2 separate regions of the Homo sapiens genome follow, and region 2 is linked to region 1. A link is a loop called in an ENCODE intact Hi-C map of the cell type or tissue named here. Cell type or tissue: heart left ventricle. All regions are shown on one strand. Each heading gives the region's core, and the rest is flanking DNA. Links, peaks and the distances in the headings are about the cores only. Region 1 holds the start of LOC105373134 (a long non-coding RNA gene). Region 2 has its middle 67 kb from the start of FAM9C.

What was found. A loop is a pair of places that touch in the nucleus more often than their neighbours do. Peaks named below come from ENCODE experiments on the same cell type or tissue, not always from the same donor. Only the 100,000 strongest peaks of a DNase experiment are listed, where the experiment ranks them.
Region 2: a loop joins it to region 1, with 3 times the contacts of the local background. A loop is called at or near these places in 13 of 110 quality-filtered maps.

Annotation. Positions count from the first base shown.
Region 1 is chrX:13,157,422-13,165,761 of GRCh38, reverse strand. LOC105373134 (a long non-coding RNA gene) reads left to right here and starts at 787. Exons shown (of 3, transcript XR_001755798.2): 1 at 787-3,340; 2 at 7,823-8,021. In heart left ventricle, for the core only: no CTCF peak of the experiment used is centred there; a DNase peak (open chromatin) is centred at 4,581; H3K27ac peaks cover 3,037 bases.
Region 2 is chrX:13,107,855-13,116,194 of GRCh38, reverse strand. No RefSeq gene overlaps it. Among named protein-coding and RNA genes, the nearest start is that of FAM9C, 67 kb to the right of the region's middle. In heart left ventricle, for the core only: no CTCF peak of the experiment used is centred there; no DNase peak of the experiment used is centred there; H3K27ac peaks cover 3,520 bases.

The sequences.
Region 1 (8,340 bases), core at 9-8,008:
CAAGAAGTAAGCATTTGATAAATGTCAGATGTATTATTGTTTATATTGTCACTACAACATTAAGAGCTCTTCTCACAGATACGTATTCATTAACCCACAGCTGAGCAAACACTGTAGTTAGAATACCCTCTACAAGGAATATATGTGGCTCATTAGGCCTCCAGGAACCTGGTACATAAATCTTAAAATCTTACTCCTAAATACGGTTAGGAAACACTTTCAGTTTTACATGAATAATATCAGATTTCTGTGATTCATTAATTGAATATTTATTTTCTCTCTACAATGTGCCATTCACTGTGCCAAGTCTTACTCAATGTTAATTTCCCTGTAATAACAGCACAGTTCCTAGCACATATCAGAGATAAAAAGACGTGTTTAAAAATTTAAAATAGCTGATGTTTCAGTCTCTGAAACCAAACAAAATTAAACACAAATGTCATAAACTCTAGAGAAGTTTAAAAAAATACAGTTCATACTTCTCAGAGATTCCTACAATCCCACCTAAATGTTTCCAAGGCTCTAAAATGAATTTTCCAGAACATGCTGGGTAACATATTTTTCCCAGTATAAGTAGCCTTCTTTCATCTGGATTTTAAAACAAACTAGATCCCAGTATCACTAAAACCTTTATTTTCCTGTTTTCACATTCTTTGGAGTCAAAGCTTATTTTTATTATTTCATGACTTTGTAGTAGCTGAGATATATATCATATACAGTATTTTAGCCTTCAGAGTACTAAAAGGAATTTTGTTAAGTAATTCGTAGATAAAACGATGAGCTAAGTTATCTTACTAGCTAAATGATTAACACATCAAAACAGCTAGTTTCCCAGAGCTAAAAGAAAGGGTTTGGATTTGTGTTGGTAGCTGTTTGCAATTCAAATTAGTTTGTCAAGTGGTTTCAGATTCTTCAATCAGGGTCCTGAAGTTAACCTGGGGACACTGAGTGAAGGCTGTAATTGCAAAGATGTTTTCACATGGGTGAATTGGAAGCCCTATGGATGAAAAGCAAACGACGGAATAGGGCCCTGGATTGCTTGGCTGAATGGAAGGGAAAATGAAACAGTGAGTCGGTTGTCATTTTCTCTCAAGCGAGGCAAAGTCACTGAAGGGATCAGAGAAAGGTTTAAATGTGGAACGATCAATCTTAGATGTGATCTGGACTTCAGTTGAGTGGAATTTCTTGAATCCTTGATGTGAATGAGGAATGCGGAGGAGCCCATGCAAAAGCAGATTTACTGGAAAGGAGAACTGGAAATTTCAAGGGGTTTGTGTTTGTCATTGTCAACCCTTTTAGCAAATAACATTGATCATTAGGGTGGGTGTTATTGTTGTTGTTGTTTAAGAACGTACGAGAATTTGTAAAATGCAGAGAAGCAAAAGTTGGAAAACTAAAATTGCTTGCCACCAGAGATCAACTACAGCACTTAGGCCTATTTCCTTCTTACCTTCTTTCTTTCTTCCTTCCCTCCCTCCTTCCTCCCCTCTTTCCTTCCTTCTTTCCCATCCATTTATCCATCATCTACCTAGCTCTTTTTATATAGCTATTTCTTTATTATTATTATATCGTTATATATCTTTGTCATTTGTTATATAAAGTTTGCATTGTTGCTGCTTTTAAAATGTTTTGACCTGTAATCTTTAACTTGCAACCTTTAAGCCAGGGGGTCTTCTGGCTTTGTTAGGCAGGGTGGCTCATGGGAATTCATGGCCTCTTATTCTGGTAAAAACTTCCTTGCAATCAAGAATGTGGTGTTTTTTCTTGGTTTAAAACAAACAGAAACAAAATCACACAGAACTAGAAGAGTTTGCACTAAACATATATTTTTAAATTTCTGCCTGCAAAATTATGTTCCACTGCCTCCTCTTTGCTCAGTTTCCCCCTTATATCCCTCCAGATGTAGCCTCTGGAGTTCCTTGAGTCTCTGAGAGATTGTTTCATAGGGCAGGATCAGAAATGACTTGTCAAGATCCCTGCAGAAGCATCTAGAAAGATGGGTAATTTATAATTAAAACAATAAGTAATGGCGGTTAACATCTTGCAAGGTGTTATATATTTAATTTTTTTTTTTAACAGTCTCTTTTTACATTCATGAACTCAGCCAGGAGTGGTAGAAAGATAGTTTGGATTGTGAGTCAAGGTGCCTTGAGTTCTAGTCCTAGTTTTTTCTCAACTATTACCTTCTAAAAGCACTTAAATTCTCTGTGCCTCCATTTTCCTATATATAGAAGGAAGTGGGAGGGTTTGATGGTTAGCGGGCCAGATGCTTGCTGAGATCATTTCCAGGTCAGCAACCGCACTGTATTATGAAGGTTTTGGTGGCCCCATATTGGATGGGCATTATTTCCATTAACTACCAGTGAACAGTGCATTTGCCATGGGTACACGCTTAGATGGAACCTGATAATATACTAATTTGGTGAGGTTGGGGGTTGGGAGGCAGGGGAATCCAAGGTCTGATTTCCCCCAAGCAAAGTCTGCTAATGTTGTTCCTCTATGCTGCTTCTAGTTTTTTTGGATAAGCTAAGTGAATAGGGGTGTGTGCATATAGATATGCAGGATAATTTATCACACACATACTTCATTGGGGAACTGGCACCAGTTGGTACTTCCTGAGCAGCTCCAGTCAGTGCTTTCAGAGAAGAAAAAAAACTAACTTGTGCAGATGCCTTTACATGTATTATTCCACCTAATTCTCACAGCATCCCTTCAGGGTAGATCCCCTGTTTTGTAGATGTACACACTAGGGTTCAGAGTGATTGAGTAACTTGTTCAAAATGTGAACACGGATCCATAGGACTCTAGGGCCAAAGTACATTTCAGAGGACTCCACTTTGACTCACTCTACTGAGGCAGAGGGAAAAGAAGAAAATAAGGGGAAGAGGAGCAGGTGAAGAAGTGGACTAAAGGAGTTTCCTCTGCATGGTGCTGTCGCAGAACTACTCTTACAGATAGTGCAGCGCAGGTGTGGGTCAACAAGCTCCTTTCCTATGCTCCTTTGCCACGTTCTATTGCCTTTCTTTTGGGATTATCAGGTTTCCCAGGGCTCCCAGGCTTTCCTATCCCTCCCACTAGCACCCCATCCTGATGAGCCATTACCAATATTTCATGTTCTAGAATCATCTCGTCTTCTGATTCCTGCAATAGAAGCTTCCTTTTCTCTATATGGTGGATTCAGCTAAGTGGAAAGCAATCTGACTGAGTGGATCTATATGAGAATGTGAATGCCTAAAAGGTTCTCATTATTAAGAAGGATGTTGATATGTGAAAATCTGACAAATGCCATTGCAAACAGAAACTGGGTGAAGAAAACAAAAATTCAGGCTGTTGGGAGAAGGTGAGATATTTGGGGACTGAGAAATGTCAGGAGCCAGTCAGTAGGAAGTGGAGTGGATGTTCCAGCTACAATTCCATGGCAACAGGGGGATCTGAAAAGGAATCTCAAAGGTCCCTAATAAGTAAGGGGTTCCTGTGTAGGAGAGCATCTGTGTATTAAAAATAAGGCTGATCCCAAGCTGAAACAAAAAACAAGCAAATTGTGATATTGTGATGTATATTTGGTCTTTGACCCTGTTTCCTGGCATACAAATCCTAAAATCCTTAGAAATTCCAAAGTGTTGTCTTTTTGTACCCTAATGAGTTGACTGATAGCAGGCAGCCCCTAGGCAGCTTCAGGATGGGGGTTTGTCACCCAGAAAGACTAACTTTTAGCACCACTCCCAACCTCCAGGGAAGGGAGAGGAGATGTTGAGTGTATCACCAATGGCCAATGGTTTGATCAATCACGCCTAAGTAATAAAGCCTCTAGAAAAACCCAAGAAGACAGGATTCAGAGAGCTTCCAGATAGCTGACCACGTAGAGGTTCCTGGAGGGTGGTGCCCAGGGAGGGTATCAAAGCTCTGCACCCCTTCCCTCATACCACGCCCTACACATCTCTTCATCTGTATCCTGTGTAACATCTTTTATAATACATGAGTAAACATAAGTGTTTTTCTGAGTTCTGTGAGCCACTCCAGCAAATTAATTGAACCCAAGAAAGGGGGATTGTGGGCAACCTGATTATAGCCAGTCGGTCAGAAGCACAAGAAAAATAACCTGCAGCTTTTAATTGGTATCAGAAGTGGGGGTGGGGGCAGTCTTGGGGACTGAGCCCTCAACCTGTGGGATCTGACACTCTCTGGGTAGAGAGTGTCAGAACTGAATTAGAGGACATGCAGCTGATCTGCTCCTTGATGTGTAGAGAAATGCCCCACCCCCCCACCCGCCACACACACACACACACACACACACACACACACACACACACACACATATTTGGTCACAGAAGTTTTCTGCATTGTTGTTGAGTGAGGAAAAGTAAAAGCGCTTGGAGTGTGTGTGTGTGTGTGTGTGTGTGTGTGTGTGTGTTTCCACGTTCAGACAAATGAAAGGTGGAGCAGTGGTGAGAGAGAGCAGACAGTCCATTGAATTTGGACCCACAAAGGCCCCCTGCAAGAGCTGCTGGTGTTTGCTCCCAAATTGCAGAGTACATGAAGACAATGTGTTTCCTGCTTTCCAGGGCATAGGTTAGTACTCATGGCCCTGGGCCTGGGCATTCAGCCACATCTGTTGGCCCTGCCACGTACTCAGGGGTGGGAGGGGAAAGCAACTTCTGGGAATGGCTTCCTGTTCCCTGCTCCTGGAGCTAAGTCCAAGAAAAGAAAAAGAAACCAATTTCACCTTTTCCTCTAAACGTCATTGTTATTGACACAACCGTCTGCAATGATCAATTAAGCAAATCTGAAGACTCAAATGCTTTTATGCTTCTTATTTAAAAGTTGCTTAGAATTTATTCCCTAATTCCAGATGAGTTACCAAAAGAGAACGTTTAAGTGACTTCTCCAAGATCACTGGACAAGGGGGTGGGTCCAACCCCTACATACGTAGCACATACAACTGGCCTGATTGGAGGGACCATCCAAGAATCTTCCTCCTCCATATTCTCACACAACTCTCTGCCCCTTTGCAAGTGCCTACACTTTCCAGAATTGAGAGTCATTCCTCAGTGTCTTGAGAGTCCCTTTATTCAAGTCCAAATCCTAGGGCAGGAATTGCACTTGAGCTTTTATCAACAATTTACCTAGTGGAACCTTCTGCCTCATACCTCTTTCTGAGACAGATGTCTGGAAGCCAGGCCTTCTGGGGATAAGGCAGGAATGGGATGCTTCACCCTATTGTGGGAGAAGAGAAGACTGGAGATGGGAATTTGCCAAAAACAAACCTTGTTAGGGGCCTGTGCTGCTTCCAGCTGGATAGCTATCCCACACTGCAGCTTTATTAATTAATCTTCCTCTTGGGAGTGTGTTTTAAGTACCAAGCAATAAAATAGTCTGGGAGTTGACATGTTTAATTAAATTGAGGTTTATTTCAACTTATTTACTATCTTCACTGATTCTTTTACCTATCTCTGGTCCCCAAACATAAGCAGCCCCAAGGACTGGCCCTGGCTCCTTTTTTCTATACACTGTTAATTTGGATCACTCTCACTCTTTCAGGTTTAAGAATCACAATTGGGAGGCCATACCTCCCAAGTTTGTCACTAATTCAGGAGCCAACAAACTTTCTCTGTAAAGGGCCAGATAGTAAATTTGTCAGGCTTTGCAGGCCATGCAATCTATTGCAACCACTCAACTCTCCTATTGCAGCATGAAATCAGCCAAAGACCATATGTCAATGAATGGGCATGGCTGTGTTCCAATAAACTTTATGAACATTGAGATTTCAATTTCATGTAATTTTCACTTGTCACAATATATTATTCTTTGGATTTTTTTTTTCCCAACCACTTGACAGTGTGAAAACTATTCTCTAGCTCATGGACCTTAGAAAAGCAGGCAGTCAACCTCTGTTCTGACCAATACCTTTCTCCAAGTTCCAGGCCTCCTGCTCTCAAAAATGCCCTCAGACTTGAAGTTTCTAATATGAAAATTGCTCTGTCTTTTACCCACCCCACAAAACAGCTGTTCTTCTTGACTTCTTTGTCTTAGGATACCAGAATTCTCCCAGAGTCCCAGCTGGAACTCCAAGGGTTTCCTTGGTTTCCACTTGTCATCCCTTATGCCAAACCAGTACCCCAATCCCATTGCTGACCCACATGCAATGCATCCAGCATCTGTCTCTCTCTCTCCTGTCCTCAAAGTTCTGTATATCCAAATTAATTTTCCTAAAGCAAGATTTTTATTAAAGAACACACTTCAAGGTCTCTACTGTTTCCTGCACACAGTAACCCAGCCTGCAGCACCCTGCACTTATATATATATGCAGTTTTCCCTTTGAGGGAGTTTTCTAGTTTCATCTTCCACTATTTTCCTACACAGATTTTCTGTGCAAACAAAAATGACTTGCCTTCAACAGGTGAAATTAACATGCTGGGGTCAGGCAGGGAGTTCCTACCTCTATGCCTTTCTTCTTGATCTTTTCTTCTGTGAAATCCTTTTCCTGCACCCCTGGACCTATCAAAAAGTTCATGACCAACCATACTGAGATACCACTTCACTTATACTAGGGTGGCTATCATAAAAAGACTGACAATAACAAGACTTGACAAGGATGTGGAGAAATTGGAACCCTCCTATGCTGTTAGTTGAAATGTAAAATAATACAGCTGCTTTGGAAAAACAATCTGGCAGTTCCTCAAAAGGTTAAACATAGAGTTACCATATGACCCAGCAATTCTACTCCTAGATATACACTAAAGCAAAATGAAAACATATGTCCACATAAAAACCTGTACACAAATATTAGTAGCATTATTCACAATAGCCAAAAAGTAAAAACATCCCAAATGTCTGACAACTGATGAATGGATAAACAAAATGTGGTCTATTTATACAATGAGATATTATTAGTACAAAAAATGGAGCTGGGCACGGTGGCTCACACTTGTAATCCCAGCACTTTGGGAGGCCGAGCTGGTCGGATCATGCGGTCAGGAGATGGAGACCATCCTGGCTAACATGGTGAAACCCCATCTCTACTAAAAATACAAAAAATTAGCTGTGTGTGATGGCACGCGCCTGTAATCCTAGCTACTCGGGAGGCTGAGGTAGGAGAATTGCTTGAACCCGGGAGGCAGAGGTTGCAGTGAGCCAAGATCATGCCACTGCACTCCAGCCTGGGCAACAGAGACTCTATCTCAAAGAAGAAGAAAAAGAAAAATGGAATGAAGTTTTGATACATGCTATAATATGGATGGACCTTGACACCATTATGCTAAGGAAAAGATGTCAGACACAAATCCCCACATGTCATATGATCCTATTACTATGAAATGTCCAGAACAGAAAAAACTATAGAACTTGAAAGTAGATTTGTGATGGGCTGGGGTGGGAGTGAGGGGTCAAGAGAAAATGGGAGTGACTGCTAATGAGTAGAAGGTTTATTTTAAGGTTGATGAACTATTTGAAAATTGATTGTGGTGATGTTTGCACAACCCTGTGAATACACTAAAAATCATTGAATTGCAACTTTAAGTGAATTGTATGGCATATGAATTAAAACTCAATATATATTTTTAAAAGGCTCGTGGCCAAACCAGATCATTGTAATTTGACCTTTAAAAATATTATTTTTATTTTGTAACTATCTGTTTTATTCACTTGACATTATATTTTACTTTGTAATTTTTTTCTGCCTATATTTTAATTTTCCAACTACACTGTAAACTCATACTTTCATATACGTGTGGGTGTATGTATATAAATATGCTTGTGTTTGTTGATTTAATTCAGGAGACAATTCTGAGTAGTCAAAATAAAGTACAATAATTTAAATTACTAGAGCTGAAGACTATAGGATGTCAACTGTGGATACAACTCACAAGCTACCATATTGATGTGACATGATGAAGTGGGAAGGAAAGCCATCTGGAGTTTCACTGGTGAATTGATACATCTTGCACTTAACATTGTGTATCCCCTGGACTTTGATCAAATGGACATGGGCTTTCTGATCTACTGCAGAGTGCCTGGAAATTCAGGTATTTAGTTATGCTTATTTTGCAGTTTCCGCATATATAATGGAGCCATGTATATTTTTAAAATTTATTTCTGACTTGAACAACTACTGATGAAGAACCTACTGTGTGCATGGCATTGGACTCAAAGATGATCTGAGTAAATTCAATAAGCAATAAATGACCATGCTAGTGTGGCTGTCAGCTTGCTGCATACTCAGCTTGTGGTACTCTACATTCCATTTGCTAACAGTTTTTCTAAATGCTTATATTTGGCACATGGGTTCTTTAAAAATATCAAAAAATACACTTGAAACTGTATATCATAGGTCTATATTCAACC
Region 2 (8,340 bases), core at 132-8,131, 50 kb after region 1:
GCTAGATAGGGATTTTCTTTAGGTTATAAACAAAAAATAACAATCCCTTTGAAGCCATATTTTCCGAAGTCATTATCGTTTGTATAAATGGTATACCCTTTGATGGATTCTTCAACAGATATTAATATTTTAACTATTGTTTTCCACATTGGTGCTTCAAAAATAAGCTATTCTTTTGCCCACTAAATACCATTTCCCAAAGCAAAAGCAAACAGACAAATTCATAACAAGGTGAAAATGTCTGTAGCAAATCTAGTCTTCCATCCAAAGAGAAGTGGCAGCTTTTATGAAATCATAACCTTCTCCCTTTTCTTGAAGAAAGGAAATTGCTCTGGGTCAGCAGGTGAAGAAATGGATACTCTCCCTTCTTAACTTACAGAGTTAACCAGCAATGTACAATTCAAAAAAGGGAGGCACTGACTGCTGACAATGGTCAATATAAGCCTGTGTAGTCCCGTAGGCCTCTGGGAATAATTAGCTCAACAGTGGACTGTGAAACACACACTGCTTCCTTCCTGGTGAGTTCTGCTCTGAGCTCCAATTGCAGCCCAGTTGTCACCTATGGAGGAGGACTGGGGACATGTTATCAGGAAACTACCAGTAAGTAAAGAGGCAGAACTCTTAGGAGCAGGGTGTGATGTAAGGACTTTTTGGCAGGTGACCCTGTCCCTGCTATTTCTACCTCAAGTCTTTTTCTGTTGTCGTTTTTAACTGAGCCCATGAGCTGTAAAGGGTAATCAGGGATATGGACAGATGTTATAGAAGCTTGTAAGAAACTCTTTATCTTTTTTTCCCTCATTTGGTAATACTTTTGGGCTTGTCTGAGAGGCAGCTGAGTTTTCTCTCAATCAGATTGTCAAAGCCAAAATAAAGTATAGAGATGAATCTCTAAATTTAACATTTTATTTTGGGAAGCAGGGATTGCAGTTTGGGGCATACACACAGACTGGGTGGTCTTCGGTATGTCTGAAGAACAAAGAGAAGGTTGTGAGTTTTATTAGAAAAAGAGATGCTAATGTTACATTATCATTTTGAAAGAAAGCTTATTGGCACTAGAGAAGCTTTTGGGAGCTGGCAAGCTCTGATTGGTGAGTGGATGTCTGGGTGTTTGTCTCCTCCAAATCTTGTGTTGAATTGTGATCCCCAATGTTAGAGGTGGGGTCTGGTGGGAGGTATTTGGGTCATAGGGGGCAGATCCCTCATAAATGGCTTGGTGTCATCCCCTTGGTGATGAGCAAGTTTTCACTCAGTTAGTTCCAGCAACATCTGGTTGTTAGAGAGACTATGCCCTCCTTCTCTCTCTCTCTCTTGCCATGTGACATGTCTGTTCCCTCTTTGTCTTCTGCCATGAGTAAAAGCTTCCTGAGGCCTCACCAGAAGCCAAGCAGATGCTGGTGCCATGCTTGTACAGCCTGCAAAACCATGAGCCCAATAAACTTTTCTTTATAAATTACTCGGCCTCAGGTATTCCTTTTTAGCAACACGAAATGGACGAATACAGTGAGTGACTGTGGTAGGTAAAACCAGGCTTGGAGTCACAGCAGGTTGCTTCAGCAGCTGCTAGGTAAAACTGCTCTTCAGGTTTCAGCTGGCTGTTTCAGCAGCTGGGCTTGTAGAAAATTCAATTCTTGGAGCAGGGGCTATGTTCCCCAAGTTCTTTTTCCCCCTGGCCCTTGATGCTGATTTAGTTGGGCATGACAAGAATGACCCAATTTGTATAATCAGCTTTCACAAGATATCGCCTCTTACACGTGGCTGCAAACTGGCCATGTGGAGCACTTGCCCAGCCAGTTCTCACCATGTCATATGGATATTTTTCTAAATAGATTTTATTTTATTTTTGAGATGGAGTCTTACTCTGTTGCCCAGGCCAGAGTGCAGTGGCACAATCTTGGCTCACTGCAACTTCTGCCTCCTGAGTTCAAGCAATTCTCCTGCCTCAGTCTCTTGAGTGGCTGGGATTACAGGCGCCCATGACCAGGCCCAACTGATTTTTGTATTTTCAGTAGAGATGGGGTTTCACTATGTTGGCCAGGCTGGTTTCGAACTCCTGACCTCAGGTGACCTGCCCACCTTGGCCTCTCAAAGTGCTGGGATTACAGGCGTGACTCAACCACATCTGGCCCTTAATTCCTTGTTCTATGATTATAGCAGCATAGGTCTATTATAAACATTTTAGAAAACACAGGCAAGCATAAAGGAAAAAATATAAATCAGCTACAAATTAAAAGCCCAGTATAAACTCTGCTAACATTTAGTGTCCTTTCTTCCAATCTCATTCCCCAGTGTGTGTGTTTTTTGTTTTGTTTTGTTTTTAGTAAATACAGGTGTCTTGCTATGTTGCCCAGGCTGCCACAGTGGTCTTGAATTCCTGGGCTTAAGCAATTTACCTCAGCCTCCCAAAGTGCTGGGATTACAGGCGGGAGTCACCACACCTGGCCTATGTGTGTTTTTTAAACAATTGAGACCATTTTGTATATGTTGCTTCTTATCCTTTTCTTTCCTCATTTGGTAATACTATATTGCTGTTTAAGAACTGTTTGAGGAGTCTGATGACATATGTAGAAAGGGAATAGGAGATTAACCACGAGGACAAGCTGGTATTGGTGACTGGAAGTCAGGAGTGACCATTGCCTGGCATCTCAGAGCCCCCAGGAGTGCCCACACCTCAGGGCACACAAATGAATGGATTTATATCAGAGAAGTTTCAGCCACACTCACCAACCAACCCCCAGGTCCTCTTTCACTGGCATCCTAATCCAGGTTGCTTCATAGAAGTCAGCTCACAGCCACACATTTCCCCCTTAAACTTTTTTTGAACTTGAACTTCCAGTATAATTAGAGTCAAACCATCCCAGCAGCATAAGAGGAATGCTTGGAAGAATGGATAAAGATCCACTTGGCATATTTATAATTTTTCAAACCTTCCACAAGGATGGTGGCAGACATTTTCTTAAGTGGTAGAGATGTCAGAAATTTTATTTTTAAAACGCCTTAACTCTGACTGGGCGCAATGACTCATGCCTATAATCCCAGCATTTCGGGATTCCAAGGTGGGCTGATCACCTGAGGTCAGGAGTTCGAGACCAGCCTGGTTAACGTGGTGAAACCCCGTCTCTACTAAAAATACAAAAATTAGCCAGGTGTGGCGGGCGCCTGTAATCCCAGCTACTCAGGAGGCTGAGGCAGGAGAATCACTTGAACCCGGGAGGCAGAGGTTGTAGTGAGCCGAGATCACGCCACTGCACTCCAGCCTGGACGACAAAGCAAGACTCCATCTCAAAAAAAAAAAGAAAATAAAAAAAAGCCTTAACTCACTGTTCTCATTTTGTTCCCATTTTATAGTTTATAATTAATGGAAAGTATGAGGTATCAACCAAATCTGCTCAAACATAGCCATGCATAAGCAAATCCTTTTTATGTTTAATAACTGAAAATGATTCATCAAATTTTATTAGATGGTGCAAATGCTTAGGTCACTTAGAGCTTCAAATGGCTCCAAAATTTTCTCCCACTCTTCCCCCACCAACTTTTTTTTGCCAGTTGTATATTTAGTAAGCATGCCATACTGAGTGTGGATTGGAGACACTTTTTCCTGTAAGATTTTTGCCCTGTATAACGGAACAATTACAAGGGAGATGATTTGATATATAATAATTTATTATGATAAAATATTTTGCCCAAGGATTAATTTTTTGGGGAGCAGTGGGCATGGAACAAAGCTGCAAGGACATGAAAAGGATCATCTGTTCACTTTTTTAAGAAATAAAACTAACACAGTTGAGCACCTACCATTTCCAATTTCAACTCCTTTAATCTTCACAGAGCTATAAGATAGATCTCATTATTACACCCAATTTAAAGATGGTAAAACTGAGGTATGAAGAGGTTAAATAATTTAGCCACAGTAGAAAGAGGCAGAGTTAGGATTCAAGACCAAGTTGTCCAGTTCTATAAACTCTGCCTCTAACCACTATTCTTACTTGCTTACAGATGCTTCAGCTATAAAAGGTCTTCAAAGGGTCTCTGTCTGCTTTGCTCATCCAGCAACCACTCAAGAAATACTTATGAAGCACTTATTGTGTGCCAGGCATTATACCTGACCCTGGGACCCTGGGAACATAATGATCAATATACTGTCATGTAATACCTTCCCTCAAGGAGTACATTCCATTGGGGTAGACAGTTAAGTAAAAAAGCAATTATAATACCACTTTAACTTCCAACAGAATCCAGTTCAAGCCATTCTAGTCAGATCAAAAGCAGCACTGTTTTTTAAACTTGGGAAATAAATTAGATATGCAAAGATACAGGCTTTCCTCCATAGAGTATACCTGACTACCTGGCACATCATGAATTAATTGACCCCTGAAGGCAAGCTAGGTAAGTGCCCTTGGGGCCTTTTGTGTTGCAGGAAGGATTATGTGAAAACCATTTTTATGTGTCAATTATACATTTTAAAAAACTAAAACAAAACAACAACAACAAAAAACCCACAAAAAGCCAACCTGGGATTTGCACCATGGAGAATGAGAGTGGAGGAAAACAATATTAGAGAGTCTCCCTCCCACAAAACTCAACAAAATCATAGACGATAGGTAAGCCAGTCCCTGCTATTTCTACCTAAGTCTTTTTTTTTTTTTTTTTTTTTTTTTTTTTAACTCAGGCCATGAGCTGTAAAGGGGAATCAGGGATGTGGACAGATGTTAACTCAGGCCATGAGCTGTAAAGGGGAATCAGGGATGTGGACAGATGTTATAAGATGCTTCTAAGAAACTCTTTATTAAAAATTCCAAATATGTTATATTTTTCACCATCACCAAACACTTCCCTTCACTATTCTTTCCCTATGAGAGCAAGTCCTTCCATTTTTGGTATCCAATTTGGCTCTTCCTGAAATAGGTTACACCCCAAGTTGCTGCGCGATGCCAAATTGTTGATTGTAGTTTACGGTGTCTCCTTGAAACATGCCATATAATTACATAATCACATCACAGCTAATCTGGTTTATTGGAAGGCCTCTGGATAGGACTGTTTGGCTAATCATTGTCCTGGAAAATCTGTCTCCTAGGATACTTCTCATACCCACTTGTAGCAAGGAACAAATACAGAGGTGGCCAGCTCTTCCACCCAGACGTTCACCCTTGGTCTTTTGTAGATTGTTGTAACTAAGGAAAGGCTAGGGAAAGGGTGCTCTTGGCAGGATTTCTTTAAAGACGTCACCATTGAGCAATTGCTAAAGATTACTCAGAGCCAGCAGATGGAGCAGATAAGAAGGCCTTGATGAGGTTTTTGGCCAGTTGTGATTCCACCCTGAATTTAAGACATGTTTCCTCTGATCTTAGGAAAAACCCAGAACCTCTACTCCCTGCTGATACTGGAAAGGGGAGGGCAGGATTTTGGCTTATCACGAACTCATTTATTTTTCCTTTAGCCCATAAAGCCTGATCTTTCCTGCAATCAAAACATGATGGAAAAGCCTAGCAGGCTATTGCAAAAGTATTATGTTTTCTTTATAGTTCATCTCTTGGGATTGCATTTTACTCTTGATTTTACCAGGCCCTTCCAAGCACGGGCGGAGGGGCGGGGGTGGGGGGAGCATCGTTCAGTTCTACTTGAAGGCATAAGAACTGAAACCTCCCCACTTTTTCTTGGAGAGTAGAAGGAATGTGTTTGCTATTTGTTCTTACTTGAGCTCAGTTTCCTGCAATGACTTTTTGAAGTCTTCTATCAGGCTAACAATAGGAGACACAGTAAATTCATTTGTAAAAATTCTGTCTGACTTTGGTCTGTCGTCTGTGTTTTTAAATACACTTCAGTTATTCTATTACTATTCTGTTTAGTATCCACCCACATTTGGAACGCTTCCACCTTGAGTGGTAGACATATCTTTTTTTATTCCCATTTTAGAATTTGTTTTTAGAATTTACAACTTGTTTTTTAGGATACAGGATGGGCATAGATAGATACCATCACTTCTTAATAGAGTTTACATAATTTTCGAGGCCCAGTGCAAAATAACAATGTGAGGCCTCCTGTTCAAAAATTATTAAGATTTTCAAACCAGTCACAGCAGATCATTAAGCCCAGCACCAGGTCCTTCTGAGCACGGGGCCCTTCTCAGTGCAGGGCTCTTCTAAGCACAGGGCCTTATGTGATGGCGTAAGTTGCACACCCATGAAGCCAGCCCTGATTCTTGATTAGTCACAGGCAATGGGAAGGTTACCCAGGCCCTGTGTTTTCCCTCATCCACTTTCCTGCTTGCTGACTTAAGACAAATCTCTGGCCCTTTAGAAACTGCTACGTTGAGTTATATAACGAAAATAATGAAAATAAATGATATAAAATGAAATGTATTCATTTGAATACCTGGTAGAACTAAAGGCATTCAGTGGGGTGATAGGTAGAGATATTAAATAGAGAAACTTCTCCATTATCTGATTATTTTATTTGTTCTTATTGTGAAATAGTGTGATAGAATGGGAGAAAAGAAAAACCACAGCCGGGTACGGTGGCTCAAGCCTGTAATCCCAGCACTTTGGGAGGCTGAGGTGGGTGGATCACAAGGTCAGGAGTTCGAGACCAGTCTGGCCAATATGGTGAAACCCTGTGTCTACTAAAAATACAAAAATCAGCTGGGGGTGGTGGCGGGCGCCTGTAGTCCCAGCTACTCGGGAGGCTGAGGCACGAGAATCACTTGAACCCAGGAGGTGGAGGTTGCAGTGAGCTGAGATCGTGCCACTACACTCCAGCCTGGGTGACAGAGCAAGACTCCATCTCAAAAAAAAAAAAAGAAAAGAAAAGAAAAAAGAAAAACCACTAAAATGAAACTCAGATCCTCAAAAAGTTAAACATGGAATTACCATATGACACAGCAATTCCACACCTAGCTCTATACCCAAAAGAATTGAAAACAAGGACTCAAACAGTTACTTGGCTGATGGTTCTGCAGGCTTTATAGGAAGCATGGCTGGGTGGCCTCAGGAAACTTACAATCATGGCAGAAGGCAAAGGGGAAGCTGGCACATCTTCATATGGTGGATCAGGACAGAGAGCCAAGGGGGAAGTGCTACATACTTTTAAACAACCAGATCTCGTGAAAACTCACTCACTGTCATGAGAACAGTAAGGCGGGAGGTCTGCCCCCTGATCCAATCACCTCCCACCAGTTTCCTCCCCCAACACTGGGGATTACAATTCAATATGAGATTTGAGTGGAGACAGAGAGCCAAACCATATCAGATACTAAAATAAATAATAGAATCAATTCGAAACCACACTTCAATTCACTCTTCTCAACTCAGATAATGCAGAGAAAGTAAGTGCACTGAGTAATCAGTAACAGGGAATACACCTTCTTGGAAACAATGGATGTTTTTCACCCACTGTGACAAAAGTAAACTTCAACAGCTTCCCAAATATTAAAAGAAAACAGGGCTATTCTGTACCCATAGTAAATTAAAGTAGAAAATAATTACAAAAAGAGGGAAAAAAAACCCACCACTGAGATTTAAAAGAAAATTCTCCTTTTAAGTACATTTGTGTTGAAATGAAAATATTAACTAAAATACTAGAATGTCTAGAAAATAATAACGAAAATAATACATGTCAAAACGTGTGGAATATGGCTGTTCTATACCTTTAAGCTATGAATTTAAACACTTACTTTACTAAAAATTTTAGTTAATTAGTTAATTGCACATTTAGCGCAAGAATTTATAAAAAGAAACATAAAATTAACCTAAGAAAAGAGAAGAAAGAAATTAATAAATGTAAAAGCAGAAACCAATAAATTAGAAAACAGGAAAACCAGAGAACTAAGAAACAGAAGAGCTGGCTCTTTTTAAAAGTAATAAAATAAAACAAGGTGCTAGCTAGCCCCATCAAGACAAATGGGGAAGGTACAGAATTAAGAATGAAAATAGATAATTAAGCAAAGAGAAATTTTTTTAATTGTTATTTACCATAATTTCACGCAAATAAATTTTAAAATTTCAATGAAGTGAATGTTTTCCTAAGAGAAAATGTTTACCCTAATTGAGTCAAGAAGAGATAGAAAATAAAAATAGTAAATGCAGAAATGGGAAGATTTAAATATAGGAAATAAAATATAAAGGCCTAGAAAGTAATTTGAGTGATTTTATTTTTAAATTAATTCCATTGTTTTATTGTGATAAAATACACGTAACATAAAATTTACAGTTTTAACAATTTTTAAGTGTACAATTCAGTGGCATTAAATCTATTCACGGCACTATTCATCTCCAGAATTTTTCATCATACCCAACAGAAACTCTCAGGCCGGGCGCGGTGGCTTACACCAGCACTTTGGGAGACTGA